Regions from separate parts of the Homo sapiens genome. Here region 2 is linked to region 1. Evidence: read pairs that join two places in POLR2A ChIA-PET (ENCODE). Cell type or tissue: GM12878. All regions are shown on one strand. Links, peaks and the distances in the headings refer to the core of each region. The heading gives the core; the rest is flanking DNA.

The links. Peaks named below come from ENCODE experiments on the same cell type or tissue, not always from the same donor. Only the 100,000 strongest peaks of a DNase experiment are listed, where the experiment ranks them.
Region 2: POLR2A ChIA-PET joins it to region 1 with 6 read pairs; 2 of 35 experiments call an interaction of 5 or more read pairs at or near these places.

Annotation. Positions count from the first base shown.
Region 1 is chr3:58,354,117-58,361,424 of GRCh38, forward strand. The region is part of intron 1 of PXK (PX domain containing serine/threonine kinase like); the gene reads left to right. LOC105377106 (a long non-coding RNA gene) reads right to left here and starts at 227. Exons shown (of 3, transcript XR_940876.3): 1 at 179-227. In GM12878, for the core only: no CTCF peak of the experiment used is centred there; no DNase peak of the experiment used is centred there; H3K4me3 peaks cover 757 bases; H3K27ac peaks cover 754 bases.
Region 2 is chr3:58,499,313-58,506,620 of GRCh38, forward strand. KCTD6 (potassium channel tetramerization domain containing 6) reads left to right here. Exons shown (of 3, transcript NM_001128214.2): 3 at 1,634-3,044. The coding sequence ends at 2,320. It overlaps ACOX2 (acyl-CoA oxidase 2), which reads right to left. Exons shown (of 15, transcript NM_003500.4): 15 at 5,824-5,974. The coding sequence ends at 5,912. Among named protein-coding and RNA genes, the nearest start is that of KCTD6, 11 kb to the left of the region's middle. In GM12878, for the core only: no CTCF peak of the experiment used is centred there; no DNase peak of the experiment used is centred there.

The sequences.
Region 1 (7,308 bases), core at 855-5,854:
CACTTTCTAGTCAAGGCATCTATCCTTCAGAGACTCATTTCCTCCAGCAGAGGGAAATAGTTCTTTCTTGCTCCTTTAAACGGCATTGGCAGATAGTGTGAGTGGTGCCTATGGGAGCCACCACTACAGAGCCCAGTGTGAGGGATTTCTAGAGGCTCAGGTTAGATACCAACCGTACCCCCAAAAAGACAGACGAGCTGAGTCCTTAAGAGGAGGTGGGGAGATATGGGTGAGAGTAGAGGAGATTATGAGGTTTGGTTGGTGGTTGCGTCATCTGTTTCCTTCCACTCATGCAAGGTTTTTTATTTTTGTGGTGTGGAGCTGCTTCCTAGTTTTTTTTTTTTTTTTGAGACTGAGTCTCTCACTCTGTCACAGGCTGGAGTGCAGTGGCCTGATCTCAGCTCACTGCAACCTCCACCTCCTAGGTTCAAGCGATTCTCCTGCCTCAGCCTCCTGAGTAGCTGGGATTACAGGCGCCCACCATCGTGCCTGGCTAATTTTTTTGTATCTTCAGTAGAGATGGGGGTTTCATCATGTTGGCCAGGTTGGTCTCGAACTCCTGACCTTGTGAATCGCCCACCTCGGCCTCCCAAAGTGCTGGGATTACAAGCATGAGCCACCGCGCCTGGCCCGATTTCTTTAAGAGGTTTAGAACAATGGTTCTCACCCCTGGCTGCACATTAGTATCAACTGAGGAACATTTAAGACCTGCTGGCCAGGTGTGGTGGCAGTGGCTCGCGCTTGTAATCCCAACACTTTTGGAGACTGAGGCAGGTGGGATCACCTGAGGTCAGGAGTTCGAGACCATCCTGGCCAACATGGTAAAATCCCGTCTCTACTAAAATTGCAAAAATTAGCCAAGCATGGTGGTGTGCGCCTGTAGTCGCAGCTACTTGGGAGGCTGAGGTACGAGAATCGCTTGAACCTGGGAGACAGAGGCAGAGGTTACAGTGAGCCAAGATTGTGAATTTTACTCCAGCCTGGGCAACAAAGTGAGACTCTGTCTCAAAGAAAAGGAAAAAAAAAAAAAGAAAAAACAGAAGACCCGCTAATGCCTGTGCCCAGGCCAGACAAATTAAATCAGAATCTGTGAGGGCACAAGTGTAGGTATCTTTTCAAGTTCTCTAGGTGATTCTAGAATGCAGCAGGGTTGAGATGCTCTGCCTTAGGGGTAGAGAGGTGGGAACACTGACAGGTTCTGCAAAACATCTCTGAACAGCTGCTGGTGTCTTTTTCTGTACTTCAAGTTTCACGGCACATCTGATAGCTGTGCCGAAAGGGAAGAGAGAATTACGTGGGCTAGGCTGGTTTGAAGGTTTGCGTAAGTTTTGGCTTGAGCGACTTAACACGTTTATTTCAAAGTAATTTGTGTTTGTAGCCTCACTAAAGTAATTTGGGGCCAGAAAGGTTCAAAATACGTTTTCCTACTTAGTTTTCCTAAAATTTCACCAAACCGAGGTACCTTTGAGTACCTACTACTGTGCAGTGAAATCCCACATACCCTTTCAGAAACTCAGGAAAACAAATTGCAAATGGGGATGCTTACTTGGAAAATGGCACGGCCAGTGTTGGGAGCATTAATCAATTCCAAAGGTGTGGGAATAACAGCCCCCACCTCTGCACCCTCAGGTAAGAGTCAGTGGGTCTACATCATTGGGGTGAACCAGCTCAGTCCATGGACTAGTGAGGACTCCCACCTTTCCAAATTGCAGAAAGAGCCTGGCCTCAGGACTTCCCCGGGTTGCCAGCTATGTCTGGCAGGTTGGAGGGTCTTGGGAGTCAGCAGGACTTGGGTTCCAGTTCCCAGCCAGCTGCATCCTAGCTATGCCACCTTGGATAGCTCATTCGATCTCGCTGAGCTGAGATCTACCACCTAGGGTGGCTGTGAGGATTAATGAGAAGTATTGGGTTAGGGGCTTAGCAAAATTCCCAGCACATGATCAGTACTGGTTTTAAGTTAATTATCTCTTTTCCTCCCTCACTTAAGTCAGAAATCACGTGGTCCTGGTGCAAGTGCATTTCCAGTTTGAAAAACTTCAGCACCAGACCTCAGTGATTTGCCAGAATGCCCACATGCTAGGGCTTGACACAGCAGCCTCCCTGGCATGCCAAGATAGGGGGTGTTGTGTCAAGAGGAGGGGCAGAAAGGAGTGGGCCCTTTGGGGAAGTGGCAGCAGATGGCAGGGTTTGGTGGCAGGCTGAAATCCGTCTGACTCAGGTCTGCCCTGCAGGGCTGTTAGCTCTCCTTTCCATGCCTGATGGGCCTTGGTGCTTTATCTTCTCTTTTATGTACTCTGTCGATCCTGTTCCACATCGGAGAGGGCAGTAAAGATGGGAATGATTCATTGGAGGATCCCAGGCTGCTGACTCCAGCTCAGGAGGTAGAGGCCTGACTTCAAATGTCGAGTTTCTGCTGGTCTCCAGGGCTCTCTTCTCTTTACTTTAATAAGAGCTACAGCTTGGTTGCAAGCAGTAGGCAGCTGTGTTTTTTTTTTCTTTTTTTTTGAGACGGAGTCTTGCTCTGTTGCCAAGGCTGGAGTGCAGTGGTGCAATCTCGGCTCACCACAACCTCCGCCTCCTGGGTTCAAGTGATCCTCCTGCCTAAGCCTCCCATGTAGCTGGGACTACAGATGCGTACCTCCATGCCCGGCTAATTTTTGTATTTTTAGTAGAGACGGGGTTTCACTATGTTGGCCAGGCTGGTCTTGAACGCCTGACCTTGTGATCCACCTTCCTCAGCCTCCAAAGTGCTGGGATTAGAGGCGTGAGCCACTGCGCCCGGCCTCTTTTTTTTTTTTTGTTCACAGCATTGGAAACTTGAGGTGAAAACAGTTCCCTTTTGATTAGGCTGGTTGGTATATCGAGCAATCTAGAAAACTTCAGGCTGGGCGCGGTGGCTCACACCTGTAATCCCAGCACTTTGGGAGGCTGAGGCAGGCAGATCATGAGGTCAAGAGATGGAGACCATTCTGGCCAACATGGTGAAACCCCGTCTCTACTAAAAATACAAAAATTAGCCGGGCGTGGCGGCACACGCCTGTAGTCCCAGCTACGTGGGAGGCTGAGGCAGGAGAATCATTTGAACCTGGGAGGCAGAGGTTGCAGTGAGCCGAGATTGTGCGACTGCACTCCAGCCTGGGCAACAGAGCGAGACTCTGTCTCAAAAAAAAAAAACAAAAACTAAGACATAAACACACACATTAGCCTGGGCCTACACAGTATCAAGATCATCAGTATGACTGTCTTCCACTTCCACATCCTGTCCCACTGGAAGGTCTTCTGGGGCAATAACACACATGGAGCTCTCCTATGATAGCAATGCCTTCTGGACACCTCCTGAAGGACCTGTCTGAGGCTGTTTTACAGTTACCTTTCATTTCTAAGTAGAAGGAGTATACTCTGAAATAACTATAAAAAGCAGTAGGTTTATTTACACCACCATACTACAAACACATGAGTAATCCATTGCGCTATAATGTTAAGACATCTGTGATGTCACTAGGCAATAGAAATGTTTTTAGCTCCATTATAATCTTATTAGACCTTGGCCAGGCGTTGTGGCTGACACCTATATGTAATCCTAGCACTTTGGGAGGCCAAGGTGGGCGGATCACTTTGAGGTAAGGAGTTACAGACCAGCCTGGCAAACATGGTGAAACCCCATCTCTACTAAAAATACAAAAATTAGCCTGGCTTGGTGGTGGGCACCTGTAATCCCAGCTACTTGGGAAGCTGAGGCAGGAGAATTATATGAACCCGGGAAGCAGAGGTTGCAGTGAAGTGAGATCATGCCACTGCATGCCACTGCATGTCACTCCAGCCTGGGTGACAAAGTGAGACTCTGTCTCAAAACAAAAAAACAAAAAAACAAAAAAACCAAGAAAGAAAACCTAATCTTACTGGACCATCATGATATTTGTGGTCTGTTGTGACTGAAATGTCATTATGCAGTGCATAACTATATATACTTTGTGGAATAATTGAATCAAGCCAATGAACATATTATCACTTCATGTAGTTATCATTTCTTTGTGGTGAGAACATTTAAAATCCACTGTTTTAGTCATTTTGATATATGCATTATTATTGACTACAATCACCATGGTGTGCAGTAGATCACCACAGCATATTCTTCGTGTCTTACTTGAAACCTTCCACCAGCATCATCTCTTTCTTGGTCTACTCCCACTGCCACCCTGTGGTAACCACCATCCTACTCTACTTCTGGAGGCTCATTCTTAATGTTCCTTTACAGGGGAAATACAATGGGTATGGGTGGTGCCTTGGGGCTACCAGTAACTAAGCGCACCCTGTAGGTAGACATGCACATGCTACAAATGGTGTTGCATGTAGGATAGCAGTGGGCCACGGTCCAGGGCAGGTGACAGCAGAAGTAACTCCCACTCCATCCTGTATCCCAAGCCTCCATGGGCTGGTGTGACCTCTTCTACTCACCTGATCCCCAGTTTCTCAACCTTGGTACTTTGACATTTGGGGTCAGATGGCTCTTTGTTGTGGGGGTCTCCTGTGCATTACAGGACATTTAGCAGCATTCCTGGCCACTACCTATTAGGTAGCACTCCTGTCCCCTGTGACAACCTAAAATGTTTCCAGGCATTACCAGATGTCTGCTGAGCAGAATCACCCCCGCTTTTAAGAACACTGACCTAAACATAGAGTGTCTTGGCAGAAACATTAACTAGGATATCATTTTGGGATGTCACAGCCTGACATCAGGACGCAGGCATTGTCTTGCTGCTACTGCTTCCCATATGCCAAATGCTTTCCCCAAACATTATTGCTTGTTTTAAAGCCAAGTTTATTTTTTTAATCTAAATTATATCTATACACAGGAAAGGAATGGAATGCAGTACCTTTTTCGTCAGAATGCACTTTTCTGTTGAGAATCATTTCCCCAGCATGAACAAAGCACGGGTTTGGAACGTGATAGGTGCTTAGTCCATGCTCACAATTGGCAGCAACATCTTCATAAAAACACATGTCCAAACTTTAAACTCAAAGCTATGTAGTTTATATGTGTTTATATAAAGGAGACCAGCAAATGCTTACTTAGTAGCTTCTAAGTGCCCAACATTGAGCTGGAATTTTAAACATTAAAATTATTCCTCTGATGGCCAGGCGCAGTGGCTCACGCCTGGAATCCCAGCACTTTGGGAGGGCGAGGTGGGCAGATCACGAGGTCAGGAGATCGAGACCATCCTGACCAACATGGTGAAACCCCCTCTCTACTGAAAATACAAAAATTAGCCAGGCATGGTGGTGCGTGCCTGTAAATCCCAGCTACTCGGGAGGCTGAGGTGGGAGAATCGCTTGAACTAGGGAGTCAGAGGTTGCAGTGAGCCGAGATCGCGCCACTGCACTCCAGCCTGGCCACAGAGTGAGACTCTGTCTCAAAAAAAAAAAAAAAGAAAAAAAATTATTCCTCTGATACATGAAGCAATCGATGCGCAAAGTGATTTTTGTGATTTAACATTTTTTCCCTCTAGACATAAAAAAAACATGTTTATGTGTAGTTGTTTGGAGTTATCCAATTATACATGCCAATTTACATTTCTATAAGAATGTAAAAGCCAAGAAAATGTGTCAGTAAAACGAACCTAAGTTGACAAGAACATTTAAATGCTAAAGGACTGATCTCCAAATGTAAGACTGTCAGTTGTTTTTAGCATTTTATCTTTATGTATTCAGAAATAATTGCATTAGCTTATTGCTTAAGAGATTTGCCTGAGGCTGGGCATGGTAGCTCATGCCTATAATCCCAGCACTTTGGGAGGCTGAGACAGAAGAATTGCTGGAGGCCAGGAGTTCGAGACCAGCCTGAGCAACATACTGAGACCCCGTTTCTACAAAAAATTTAAAAATTAGCTGGAGTTGGTGGAGCGCACCTGTAGTCCTAGCCACTCAGGAGGCTGAGGTGGGAGGACTGCTTGAGCCCAGGAGGTCGAGGCCGCATGCCATTGTACTCTAGCGTGGATGACAGAGTAACACCTTATCTTTAAAAAAAAATAGAGGGAGAGATTTGTCACACTACACAAGTCAGTTTTGAAATGTTTTATAACCCCATATAAAACCATGCCAAGTACATAATAATTGAGCGGATATTGTTGAACGTTGAATGTACCATCCTTAACATAATCCAGGAGAGGCAGAAGTTCCTGCTTATTTGGAATTTATCAGTCTTTGCCAAATAAACAGCATATAAATGAATGATAGTGTAATACGATCAATTTTAAAATGTAGTTACCAGGTTAACGTCTCATTTGGCTTTATTTTCTAAATAACCTATTTAAATCAGTGGAATCAATTCAGTAGAAAGGATTTGTTGAGTAGTGACCGTGAGTAATGCCTATATGATACCACTCAAAGTTAGTAAAACAGGCTGGGCGCAGTGGCTCATACCTGTAATCCCAGCTCCAGGCTGGGCACAGTGGCTCATACCTATAATCCCACCTGTAATCCCAGGGTGGGCAGATCACTTGAGTCCAGGAGTTTGAGACCAGCCTGGGCAACATGGTGAAACACCGTCTCTACAAAAAATACAAAAATTAGCCGAGGGTGGTGGTGCATGCCTGTGGTCCCAGCTACTTGGGAGGTTGAGGCAGGAGGATTGCTTGAACCCGGGAGGTGGAGGTTACAGTGAGCTGAGATTGCACCATTGCACTCCAACCTAGGCAACAAAGTGAGACCCCGACTGAAAAAAAAAAAAAAAGTTAATAAAACAGTTCTGAACATTTGAGGAAACAATAACATTCTTTATGATTTAATTTATACTTTCATCATAATGTCCTGTGTGTATAAACTGGAGGCTGCTCTAGGTCTGTGTTTCATGCTTGCTTAATAATTATTACCTGGGGAAGCTATTAAAACTTCTCATTTTGGCCGGGCGCGGTGGTTCACGCCTGTAATCCTGGCACTTTGGGAGGCTGAGGTGGGCGGATCACCTGAGGTCAGGAGTTAGAGACCAGCCGGGCCAAGGTGGCGAAACCCCGTCTCTACTAAAAATACAAAAATTAGCCAGAATGTTGGCGCGCACCTGTAATCCCAGCTACTCGAGAGGCTGAGGCAGGAGAATCACTTGAACCCGGGAGGCGGAGGTTGTAGTGAGCTGAGATTGTACCACTGCACTCCAGCCTGGGTGACAGAGCAAGACTCTGTCTCAAAAAAAAAAAAAAAAAAAAAAAATGCAGAGAGATCCCATATACCCTTTACTCAATTTTCTCCAATGGTAACATCTTGCAAACCTATAGTACAATATTATAACCAGGATATTGACAGTGATACAGTCAC
Region 2 (7,308 bases), core at 729-5,728, 150 kb after region 1:
AGTGTGTTGCTCTGAAGACTCTTTCTTCATGAATAGTGACTACAAAGGGATCTAGTGAGTTTGGAGGATATTTTGTTGTGGTTTGGGAGATTAATGGTTGAGAAAGTGCCTCTTCTCCCCACTTGCATTTTTTGTGTGTGCATATGTCTCCCTATTTTTCTATTCCTTTGGTGTAAGGTATATTTTACTTGCCTATACCTGAAGTCTCTGTCTGCCTTTCTTTTTTCTTTCTTCCTTTTTTTTTTTTTTTTTCGAGACAGGGTCTTGCTCTTTTCCCTAGGCTGGAGTGCAATGGCGTGATCTCGGCTCATGACTTTCCAAGCTCAGGTGATTGTCCCACCTCAGCCTCCTGAGTAGCTGAGACGATAGGTGGGCACCAACATGTGTGGCTAATATTTTGTATTTTTTGTAGAGATGGAGTTTTGTCATGTTGCCCAGGCTGGTCAGCAACTCCTGGGCTCAAGTGATCCACCCTCCTTGGCCTCCCAAAGTGCTGGGATTACAGGTGTGAGCCACCACACCTGGCCTATTTTTTTCGTAAATAGTATTTCTAAAACTGAAGGTATGTTTTTTAAGAGAAGCTTGCTTCTCAGAATTAAAGGCCAGATTGCAGCATTAATGTTACAAAAGTGAATACACTATCAGATTATGAAATTTTATGGCTGCTGTAAGCTTTTGGGTATGTGATGCTTTTCTGGCTTGGTTGTATTGACTAAACTGTATATTTTAACTTAGTATTTGAAAGTATCACTTCCATGAAAAAGTTACCAAGATTAGGTCTGCACAGTTTTTAATTTAATTTAAATAATTTTTTTTTTTTGGAGACAAAATCTCTCTGTGTCGCCCAGGCTGAAGTGAAGTGGCATGATCTTGGCTCACTGCAGCCTGTGCCTCCTGGGTTCAAGTGATTCTCATACCTCAGCCTCCCAAGTAGCTAGGACTACTCAGGCCACCACACCCAGTGAATTTTTTTTTTTTTTTTTTTGTATTTTTAATAGAGATGGGGTCTTGCCATGTTGCCCAGGCTGGTCTTGAACTCCTGAGCTCAGGCAATCTGCCTGCCCCGGCCTCCCAAAGTGCTAGGATTACAGGTATGAGCCACTGTACCTGGCCCAAATTTTTATTTTAAAAACAAATTTCATAGTTTGTTCCTTTTGTTTGAGGGGGAGAAACCAAAGAAATATTGAAAGTAAATGTCTATATTATCAGATCATTTTAATTCTATCTAATGTTAAATTAAATTCAGAAAAATGCAAGCCTTAAAAAAAAATCAGAAAAAAATAAGTGTATTTTAGCGTGGCTTTTCCCTTCCCACATATATTCTGGCCTGAAAACTCTATAGATAATGGGCCTGAAATGATTTGGCTCTGGAAGTCAATGCCCTGTATTCTTAGCATAAGTCTTTAAAGAGAAATTGGATTTCTCCTTTTTTTTTCTATTGAAAGCAAATGTTAGATCACTTCATCTGGGTGGGTTTATTGCTGGTAGTAAAGTCATTTTGCATTAGAGGATTACTAAATACATTATAGCCTGAAAGAATCTTGGGCTTTGCTCAGTATCACTTACTTTCTTAATTTGTCAAAGTTAGTATTTAAAAATTTCAGATGACTGATCATTTCTTTACAAATTTCAGATGACTGACCCAGTCACATTAAATGTAGGTGGACACTTGTATACAACGTCTCTCACCACATTGACGCGTTACCCGGATTCCATGCTTGGAGCTATGTTTGGGGGGGACTTCCCCACAGCTCGAGACCCTCAAGGCAATTACTTTATTGATCGAGATGGACCTCTTTTCCGATATGTCCTCAACTTCTTAAGAACTTCAGAATTGACCTTACCGTTGGATTTTAAGGAATTTGATCTGCTTCGGAAAGAAGCAGATTTTTACCAGATTGAGCCCTTGATTCAGTGTCTCAATGATCCTAAGCCTTTGTATCCCATGGATACTTTTGAAGAAGTTGTGGAGCTGTCTAGTACTCGGAAGCTTTCTAAGTACTCCAACCCAGTGGCTGTCATCATAACGCAACTAACCATCACCACTAAGGTCCATTCCTTACTAGAAGGCATCTCAAATTATTTTACCAAGTGGAATAAGCACATGATGGACACCAGAGACTGCCAGGTTTCCTTTACTTTTGGACCCTGTGATTATCACCAGGAAGTTTCTCTTAGGGTCCACCTGATGGAATACATTACAAAACAAGGTTTCACGATCCGCAACACCCGGGTGCATCACATGAGTGAGCGGGCCAATGAAAACACAGTGGAGCACAACTGGACTTTCTGTAGGCTAGCCCGGAAGACAGACGACTGATCTCCGACCCTGCCACAGGTTCCTGGAAAGACTCTCCAGGAAATGGAAGATACTGATTTTTTTTTTTAAATCACAGTGTGAGATATTTTTTTTCTTTTAAATAGTTGTATTTATTTGAAGGCAGTGAGGACCAGAAGGAAGTTTTGTGCTTTGGCAGACTCCTCCATGTTTTGTTCCCTTCCCCCTGAGTATGCATGTGCCTGTTCAGAGTCTCCAGATACCTTTTTTATAAAAAGAAGTCTGAAAATCATTATGGTATATAATCTACCCTTAACAGAGCTTTTCTTATTACAGTGCTAAAATGATTTCTGATAAAATGGTCCCTAACTCAACTAGAAGGCTAAAAATACAAGAATGAAAGAATAAGCAGAGTACTCATGATGCCTTTGAGAAAAATCAAAACATCATGTAGGGTGACCTAGTTTCCAAACCAATAAATAAGTAGTATTGTAATATTAAAGGAAAACTGTTCCAATCATTTAAAAGTACTTATTAAGTACTGCTTTTTACAGTTATGACAACTGTTTCTTTCTATGCATATAAATCAAGGAACCAAATATCTGTAGCCATGGAAATGTCTGACTAGAAATATTTATATTGAATTCTGAATACAAAATGTCCCTGTGGTAGAAAACTTACTCTTTATGCCTGGTGCAGTATAATTCCCAAGTGTACTGTCTACCAGAAAAAAAAAACAAAACTAATAAAAAATGAAATATGAAAATTAAGTTTGTATTTATTGATTATTATTACTTAAGGGGAGAAAATCATATTTCTTGTCTAAAATATGCATTGTTTATGTCCCAGTGTTTACTGCCCATAGCACATTTGTATTTGATTTGAGAGGACACAGTGGGATCTTAGGTTGCAGTTTATAAGAACTGTTGCGTCACTGAAACAAGGATGGATGGAATTATTAATTTTGACTAAAAGGGTGCATATTTGAACAGTGAACATACAGTTTTTCATATTTTTTCAAAAGAATTTATGTTGAAGGTTACAGATTTTACTTTAATTGCCCACAGTTCTATGACCATTATTTCAGTTTTGTGCTAAGCACAGGAACAAAATGACTTTAGCCCTTTATGCTCATGTTTTGTGGTAATCGACAAATGTATTTTGTTAACAAAGTTAAGTTTATTTCTGAAGAGAAGAAACAAACTGCAGTGAATGAATGACCTAGAACGGTTGGAGAAATGCACGTACTTGGAGAAATACACGTACTTTTATTTATTTCACTGTAGTCTTATTTTGCATAGTTCATGTGCTTCTATTTCTTGAAAGTAACTCATAGGAAGGATTATTTTAATTGTACTGAGACTTCCTACTTTGTTAGACCACAGTATAAAAGGAAGTCATGTAATTTATTCCCTATTTTCTAAGGGAAGAGTGGAGCTCTGAGGCTGTGTGCCCTGGGGCAAGCAGGCCACTCCTTTTCTCCTTCTCTCTGTGAGAATATTCTGAGGTTCTCTCTCTGCAAGGAAGATGACAACACTTCCTTATGTCTATTTTTGCCCACGTCTCTGAAAATTTATTTTAAAATGTGACAAATGACCCACATCCAGAAACCTGTAATTACCCTATTTTCACCATCTTCAAACTAAGATCCTTTGATGTTATTGACAGGTTGCTGTGGTTTCAGTAAATCAATATACGAGTACAAGGTTATCATTTTGGAAAATTATCTTGTATTTAAAATTGATTTGATAGTTACCTTAAAAAAAAAAAAGGCCCAACCAGTTACGTGTTGTTGAGCTAGCTGAGGTCAATATGAAATAAAATGATTTGGGTTGAAAACAAGTGGGGAAATAGGAATAATACTAGTTTCCAGTTTTTATTTTTATTTTATTTTTAAATGATTTTTATTTATTTATTTTTGAGACAGAGTCTCACTCTTGTCACCCAGGCTGGAGTGTAGTGGCGCGATCTTGGCTCACTGCAACCCGTGCCTCCCAGGTTCAGGTGATTCTCCTGCTTCAGCCTCCTGAGTAGCTGGGATTACAGGTGTGCGCCACCATGCCCGGCTAATTTTTGTATTTTTAGTACAGATAGGGTTTCACCATGTTGACCATGCTGGTTTTGAACTCCTGACCTCAGGTGATCCACCTGCCCTGGCCTCCCGAAGTGCTGGGTTTACAGGTATGAGCCACTGCGCCCATCCCAAGTTTTTAAAAGTTAAAAACTTATGAGGCCTCTTCCTTGTCCTGTTTACTGGAGATAAGTTTGCTTTTGGTAAATTTTCTCAAATTTACTGATTATTAACAATGAAATGATTGTTTATATGAGTAAATTAGGAAAAGTAGCCAGCTGAATTTTTTTTTTTTTTTTTTTTTTTTTTGCCATTTTACTTGTCTAGTGACATTTAGAGTGTTTTGTCTAATTGGGCAATTGAAAATGATATGAAAAATGTAGCTTCATTTTATTTGGGTAACTTGAGACAGTTATGTCTTTTAATGAAATTTTAAATCATCACTGTGGAAGAGTTGATTTTTAAAAAATGATAGTTGCATTCTTAGAGCTGTATTTTATTTAGATTACAGCAAGTATACGCACTTAGGAGGATTGTGTGTGTGCATGTATGTGTGTCCTTTTAAACCCAAGGATAAATGTGTGCGAAAAACACACTAACTAATGAGCCTATTGGCTTTTGCTAGATCTACAGCAAAATCCTTGTATTTAACCAAATAGATGCTATAAATGGACAGTGGTACGGTTTTTTTACTGTGGGAAATTTCTTTCTTTTTCTTTTTCGAGATAGGTTCTTACTCTGTTGCTCAGGCTGGAATGCAGTGATGTGATCACGGCTCACTGCAGCCTCAACCTCCTGGGCTCAGGCAATCAGCCTCCCTATAGCTGGGACCACAGGCATGTACCCCCATGCCTGGCCAGTTTTTTTTTTTTTTTTTTTTTTGAGGCGGACTCTCGCTCTGTCACCCAGGTTGGAGTGCAGTGGCGCGATCTCGGCTCACTGCATCCTCCGCCTCCCGGGTTCACACCATTCTCCTTCTTCAGCCTCCCAAGTAGCTGGGACTACAGGCGCCCACCACTACGCCTGGCTACTTTTTTTGTATTTTTAGTAGAGACGGGGTTTCACCGTGTTAGCGAGGATGGTCTCGATCTCCTGACCTCGTGATCCACCTGCCTCGGCCTCCCAAAGTGCTGGTATTACAGGCGTGAGATAGTTATTTTTGTAGAGATGGCATCTCTCTATGTTGCTCAGGCTGGTCTCGAACTTCTAGGCTCAAGTGATCCTCTCATCTTGACCTCCTAATGTGTTGGGATTACAGGCATGATCCACCACGCCCCACTGGAAATTGCAAACACATTCAGAAGTAGAGAGGATAGTGTAATGAACACTCATGTACCTGCCCATTGACCAGCTTCAACAACTGTTCACTTTGGCTTTTTTCTCCTATGGATTATTTTGAAGTAAATCACAGATATTATTTCACATATATCACTTCAGACTGTATCTAAAAGATAATGACTCTAAAACATAAATATCTAATTTAAAATTTTAATGTTGCATATATGCCATAGTACCATTATCACATGATGGTGCTGGTTGCTTCTTGAATACTGTTGGTTATTTCATAGCTTGGATCTCCAACTTTGTAAAAGTGGTCTTATATATTCCTCATAGGCAGGGTTCTCCTGTTTGTAGAAAGAAACGCATTATTAACACAGTACATTTCTGCCAGGATTAATGACTTTCACTTTCAAATTAAGTCTCTAGCTTCAAAAAGTAACATTACGTAAGATTCTTAATTTTAAAAATTATTTCTAAGACTCATTTTGTGTGAACATATGGAGAAACATTTTTTCCAAAGGGCATCCTTCCTTTTCTCATGCAGATTTTAAATTGTGGATGCAGGTGGCCAATTAAAAACACAGCTTATCACTTGCTTTTGGAATTTCATACAAATAAAAGGCTTGACTCTTTGAGGCTCTCTGAAACTGAACATTAATCACAAAGCAAGGAACCAGATAGGGATCATATAAGCAGTATTCTAGGTCCGACTAGGTTATCCTCATTATGCTGTAATTCAGTGTCTTGATTCTTTGTTTCTTAGTTCTAGTCTCATCTTTTATAATATTTACTTTGTGTGTGTGTGTGTGCCTGTCTACACTAAAACTGTAAGCTCCTCGAACACTGGGCTTTTGACTGTTTTTTTTTGGAGACAGTATTGCTCTGTTGCCCAGGCTGGAGTGCAGTGGTGCGATTTTGGCTCACTGCAACTTCCGCCTCCTGGGTTCAAGCGATTCTTGTGCCTCAGCCTCCCGAGTACCTTGGATTACAGGGGTGCACCACCACACCTGGCTAATTTTTGTATTTTTAATAGAGACGGAGTTTTGCCATGTTGGCCAGGTTGGTCTCAAACTCCTAACCTCAAGTGATCCACCCGCCTCAGCCTCCCAAAGTGCTGGGATTACAGGCTTGAGCCACTGCACTCAGTCTGGGTTTATGACTCTTGTTCTCCAGTGTATCTTCAGTATCTAGAATAGTTTTTGGCACAAAGTATGTACTTAGTAAATATTTGTTGAATTGTTGAATGAATGAATCAGTAGATGTATTTAATGCATCTAACTCCTACTTGGACACATTTTTACAATAGAATAATTGGGGAAAAACAGGATTTTTGTTTTGAAATTATCCCCAATGATTCTTCCCTTAAACCAAGAAAGCACATCATCCTGTCCAGGAATAAAGCTCAACGCTGCCCCAGACAGAAGAGAGCTTCTCCTATGATTCTAAGATGTTTACCTTAGCATAGCACTTTTCTTTTGGTAGAAAAATGTCAGTGAAATATATTCCTGTCTGTACTTTTATGTCTACAGGGTGTGTTTCAACATAGCTGCTGTTTTATTTAAAATATCTGCCAGGCATGGTGGCTCACACCTATAATCCCAGCACTTTGGGAGGCTGAGGCAGACGGATCATTTGAGGTTAGGAGTTTGAGACCAGCCTGGCCAACATGGTGAAACCC